Linked DNA regions of Homo sapiens: region 2 is linked to region 1. A link is a contact called in ENCODE Hi-C or POLR2A ChIA-PET data. All regions are on one chromosome and are shown on one strand. The core of a region is the stretch at or near the end of the contact, and the rest is flanking DNA. Distances in the headings are between cores, read along the strand shown.

Region 1 (2,700 bases), core at 99-2,598:
TCACTGTTACAGGGCCCAGGGAGTCATACATCCCCTGGAAAAGCAAGGAGGTGAATACATCAGTGATGGAGTAGGTAGGTTAGGAAGGGCTCCGAAGGTACTCACCAAGGGGGACCAGCCCAGCACACGATTCCGGGGAATCACTTTGATGGCCACCTGGAGAAGAAGGCCGTGATAAGGAGGCCAGCAGGTGATCCCCAGACCCCTCCCAGTCTAGACCTTCTGCCTACCTCCAGTATTCCTCCATCTACCAGCACTCTAGTCTTTCTGGTCCCCAACCACAGCACCCCACAGAACGCGTACCAGGGCGTCTCCCCTGCCCTCCAGGTCCTCGGAACCAAGTTTATCTCTCCCACCTTCCTTAGCCCTGGGCTCTCCGTTCTCAGGCATCAGGACTCATCACTCCAAGTCCTGAGTTCTAGATTTCCTGATACCCCAGGCCCACAATCTTCCTATTTAGCTCTACGACACCCCAACTCTGTACCAGGGTCCTGGTCCGCATGACTCCACACTGGACACCTACCTCCAAAAGTCCCACAAATCTCACATCTAGGTCCCTGCTTTCCCACACATACACAGCCTGGACCCCGGGGTCAAGGAACTCCGGAATCTGAAGCCCCCTGCCCCCCCCCCCCGCCCATAACCTCCTAGACCGACACACACACGCGCACGCACACACACCTGGCCCTCTACACACACTGCAGGCTCACTCCTCGGACACGGACACGGACACACACACACACACACCTGGTCCTCTACACACTCTGCAGGCTCACTCCTCGGTCAACCAGCATTCCAGGGCCAGGACCCCCGCCCCCGCCACACGCACCTGACCCTCCCAAGACCCTCATGACGGATACCTGGAGTCGATCTGTGAGGCGGTGTCCTGCGAAGACGGTGCCAAAGCCCCCCTTACCCAGGAGGGGGCCGAGTCGATACTCGGCCTCGAACGCTTCCCGATCCTTGCCTCCTACGCAGGCGGAGGCGAGGAAGTCAGGGTGGCGGCGTGCTGAGCCCAGCCACGACTCCCTCCCCCCGCGCTGCAACCCATCATTCCAGCCCACCCCGTCTGGTTGCAGTAGGGGAGGATGTACTCACCTGGCGGCGGCGTGGGGGTCCCGGGGGGCGCGGGAGGCCCCTGTAGAGGCTTGGTCAACATGGAGGTGGCGCTGCGCAGATTGAGCCCACTGAACCCGCTAAGCCCGCAGGGCGTGGACGCCCGGGGCAGCGCAGCTGGGGAGCCAGGGCTGGGGGGCGCCAGGGTGGAAAGCAGAGAAACTGGTGGCCCGGAAGCGCCCGCAGACGGCGCAGCGTTGAGATTCGCCGCGCGCGCCAGCCCCAATGCTACTGAGCCTGGGCACGCGCCTCCCGGGAGAGTCACCCTGGGCGACAGCCCCGCCCACCTGGCTTTGATCAATCCGGACGCGGCACCTGCTGTACCACAGCCAATCGGAGCCAGTTCTTATTTGCATACCACCCTCATCGTTTCAAGGGCCCCCTTATGCAAATACACGCTCGGTTCTTCCGAGGAGGCGGGGCCTGCATGTAAATGAGGGGGCTTGAGGTGGGGCTCACACCAAGAGGAAACCGGTTCTGGGAATCCCTTTGCAGCACCGCGCTTGTTTTGGTTGTTGCGCGGGGTTGTTGTTGGTAGTGGTGGCGGTGTGTGTGTGTATTTACACTTAAAAAATAACTGCGCAGTATCCTTTCCTGGGAAGTTGGTTTGCCGCCGCTGCCTGGATATTAGCACAGAGATAGCGCCAGGCCGGGCTTCTAAGAATTCGCGCTTGTGGCTATCCAAGACTCCGTCTCGAAAGGTGCTTGTCGGACTCCTTCACCGGAGTCCTCCAGGCGACTGGCGGCCTTCACTGGAAAGCTGAGGCCAGGGCCCTGGAAATATCTGGTAGCCAGGGAGGGGGAACCCCTACCATCAACGCCACGGGTGTGCATTGGTCAAAGGCAGCATTGCCTGGTGAGTGTTTATTGGAGCTTTTAACCCTGAGCCCTGGGCCCAGTCAGCAAGTCTAGAATCTAGAACAGCAGGGGGTGGTTCTTGGGGGATGGGGGTGAGCCCAGAGTGGTGGTGGCATGGGGCTGCTCTTGGAGTTGAGAGAGGCAAGGACTGAGAGACATGATAGAGGCTGCTAGAGAAGTGGCAACTCTCAGACACAAATTTGTGAAAAACAGCCAGAAAAGGCGCCACACCCCAGGAAGAAAAATGCACTCCAAAGACACATGAATGCCAAGATATACACAAACACATACTGTCAGACACATTCACAGAAACGACCTAGATACACATGCAGCCAGAGACTGACATACACTTTCAGGCAAGCACACTGTCAGAAAAATAGTTATGTCCTAGAATGACACCCAGAGATACACTGTTACAGAAAGGCACTCACGCAGACCTACATTTGCCATGTGATGACACAGAAATGTCCCGTCACACTGGCAGAACTTGTCACAAACACACTGTCACCATCAGATATGCACTGTCACAGCAAGACTTGTACTGTCCCAGAAATGAGAGACGCAGAGTCTGTCACAGGAAGATGCACAGATGCTCCAGGGACACACATGCACTGCTCTGAAGGCAGACATGTACTGATGTGATAGAATCACATTTTGTGGCAGTGTCACAAAAACAGACATGGATAGACCTGTTCAGACACAGACATACATACACCATGACACATG
Region 2 (2,700 bases), core at 115-2,614, 53 kb after region 1:
GGCAATGTTCTGAGGGACTGAGAAGGGCCTTGGGGACATGGAGAAGAGCAGAAAAGGGGTGTGGGGATGGGGCCAAGAAGGAGCTGAGGGAGGGTTTAGAGAGACTGAGATGATTCTAAAGGAGTCAGCCTGTGCCTGAGAGGTGTCTGGGGGCGTCTAGAGGGGCCAAGAAACACGTGGGGAATTCTCTGCACTCTCAAGAGTCTCAGGGAAGGCAGAAGAGCCTGGAATTCCTTTGCAGTGGTGGAGAGGAGACTGGGGCATCCAGAGGGGTAGAAATGGGACCAGAGGTGCTTGAAAGAGACTGAGAGTGCCTGGAAGTGGGGGTTCTAGAGGGGCTGAGACAGGTGAGGAGGGTTGTCCACACCCTCAAGACTTCTAGGGGAAGCATAAGAGGGTTAGACCCCCCTCATGGATCTGGAAAGGGAGCTGGTGCATCTTGAGGGGTGGCTGTGGATCCAGGAGGTTGTAAAGAGGCTGAAAGGTGTCTTGGGACTGCCTAGAGTTGCCAAGAATAGCCCGGGGGGGTGTCTATACTCTACAGGAGTTCTGGGGAAGAAAGGAGAGGCCAGAGCCTCCTAGTAGGGCTGGAGAGGGGAAGGGGTTATCTAAAGGGGTAGACAGGGGGCTGGGTTATTTTTTGAGAGGCTGAGAGTTATCTGGGGGAGGTGGGTATCTAGACGGGCCAACAAAGCCTGGTCGACACTCTCAGGAGTTCTACAGGGAGGAAAAAGGGGCCTGGGGAATTCCAAGGGCCGGGACTCAAATGTTAGGAAGTTGGGCACAATCCCAGAGCACCCAGGGGATCTATGAAGACTAAATAAGAGGAAGGGGGTTAACCCCAAAATGGGATTAAGAGGGGGGTGGGGTGTTGAAAGGGAGTTGGGTGTGTCTCCAGGGAGGGGGGCTCCTGGGCTTTGCAGGAAGCTGGCAGGAGACGCCGGGAGAAGGCTGGGTCCCACCGTTGGGGGCAGGTCTGGGGAAACCACACCCCGAGGGGCTGGCGGTGTGTACTGGGCAGTGGCAGTAGCAGCAGCGGCAGCAGGAGGAAGAGAAGCAACCACAGCCAGGCATAGGAGAGAAGGTGGCATAGGCAGGGGGAGGGTGCGGGGTCCCTGGAAGGAGGCCTGGGAAGGGCAAGGTCCAGTGGGACCCCTGGGGACTATCCCAGGATGGGTTAGGGCGTGGGGGCTGGACCAGGGAAGGATGAGGACAGCGCTAGTGGTGGTCCCCCTCCCCCTCTCTCTCGGGGCGTCCTCACCTGTGTCCCCGCTGCAGGAGCAGCAACAGCGGTGGGGCTGGGGGTACCAAACACCCGAGCTCCTGGCCCCCTCTGCAGAGCTGCCTGAGTTCTCCTCCTCCTCTGGCTCTCTCTCCCCGCCCCTCTGAGCTTGCCGGGAGATGGAGAGGCAGGGAGGGGCCTCGTGGCTCCCTGAGCCCCCTCCCCTAGGACAGCCAGAGAGGGACCCTGGGGAGACTCCGCCTCCTACAAAGCTGGTTGGGCCTCAGTCGCGTCATCTGGAAAATGGGGGTGGCAGGGAACTTCGCCAATTCTCTCCACCTCCTTCCTGGACTCCCCTCTCTTCCTGCCCAGCTCCTACCCGCTCTGCCCCCAGGGGCCCCCACCCCCACTCGCCTGAATCAGCAGCACTTAGCAGATCCGATCGATGGGAAGGCGTCTGTTAATGGCCCCAGAGCGGAGTGCCACAGGGAATGATGCAGCGCTGTCCCCTCCCTGCCCCCCAGACTGTGGAAAGGCAGGAGAGCCAGGAGTCGGGGGTAATTGCTGGGGAGTGTTTCTCTAGATGGCCAAGCTTCCGAAGCCGCCCCCTTGAGGGGCGCAGCATGGGTTACAGCCCCAGCTCTAAGACTTCGGCTGTGGGATTGGAGCACGGGACTTCCTGTTTTTAGATATGAAATGAGGGTAAAGGGAATGTAGAGGGGGACAATCCAGGTCCCACCCCCCTACCATCTCAGGCAGGCCCCACTCCGAGGGGGTAGTCTCTCTTATCTGTCCATATCCAGTGGCCTCAAATCACACCTCCTCCGCTAGAGGGCTCTGCTTCTGGATGGCAGGAGCACTGATTATGGAATGCCTCTGGCTGGCTATGGGTGGGTTCAAACCCCAGCTTTGCCACTGACTTGCTGCATCCTTGAGCAAGTGACTTGCATTGTTTCCTCAGTTGTCAGATGGAGAGACTTATCCCAACTTGATAGCGTCATTTGGAGCATTACATGATGTGAAAGGTGATAGCACTGGACACAGCTCACACCAGGGATGCTTAATCTTAATTAAAGGAGTGTGATGACAGGGGCACTGTAATGCAGGGCCAGGCCTAGCCTTTCACCCAAGATTTACCCACCCGTGTAAACTTCCAATTGCCCATTTGGCACACTCCTGATTTGTCCATTTCTACATCCATTCCTCCACCTACCCATCCACCCATTCTCCCACCCACACAATCAATTCCTCTATCCATCCCTCCACCCACCCGTCCACTTAGTCGTTAATCTACCCACCCACTCATTCATCCATTTGTAAGTTCACCCCATTTGGCTGTTTGCCAATCTATCTGTATGTATCCATCCTCTGCCCATCTCTTCCCACCCGGAACACATGCAGGGTGACATCCTCTGCCCATCTCTGTCCATACATAGCTCCACTTGTCATTTCTTCTCCCACTCTTTACCCTTCCCATT

What was found. Hi-C counts contacts between places; a loop is a spot of excess contacts on that map. ChIA-PET counts read pairs that join two places held with the same protein, here RNA polymerase II (POLR2A). Pooled maps may share reads with other maps.
Region 2: a map of posterior vena cava shows a loop between it and region 1 (3-fold over the local background). The contact joins the promoter of KCND1 here to the promoter of PIM2 in region 1. A Hi-C loop is called at or near these places in 1 of 168 maps with a recorded cell type or tissue (posterior vena cava) and 5 of 50 pooled maps. POLR2A ChIA-PET finds 5 or more read pairs at or near these places in 5 of 52 experiments (BJ, H1, K562 and 2 more).

What each region holds. Positions count from the first base shown.
Region 1 is chrX:48,917,676-48,920,375 of GRCh38, forward strand. PIM2 (Pim-2 proto-oncogene, serine/threonine kinase) reads right to left here and starts at 1,349. Exons shown (of 6, transcript NM_006875.4): 1 at 1,099-1,349; 2 at 861-970; 3 at 106-156. The coding sequence starts at 1,159. RefSeq lists silencers at 1,126-1,265, 1,356-1,595 and an enhancer at 2,646-2,700.
Region 2 is chrX:48,970,480-48,973,179 of GRCh38, forward strand. It overlaps KCND1 (potassium voltage-gated channel subfamily D member 1), which reads right to left and starts at 1,365. Exons shown (of 6, transcript NM_004979.6): 1 at 1-1,365.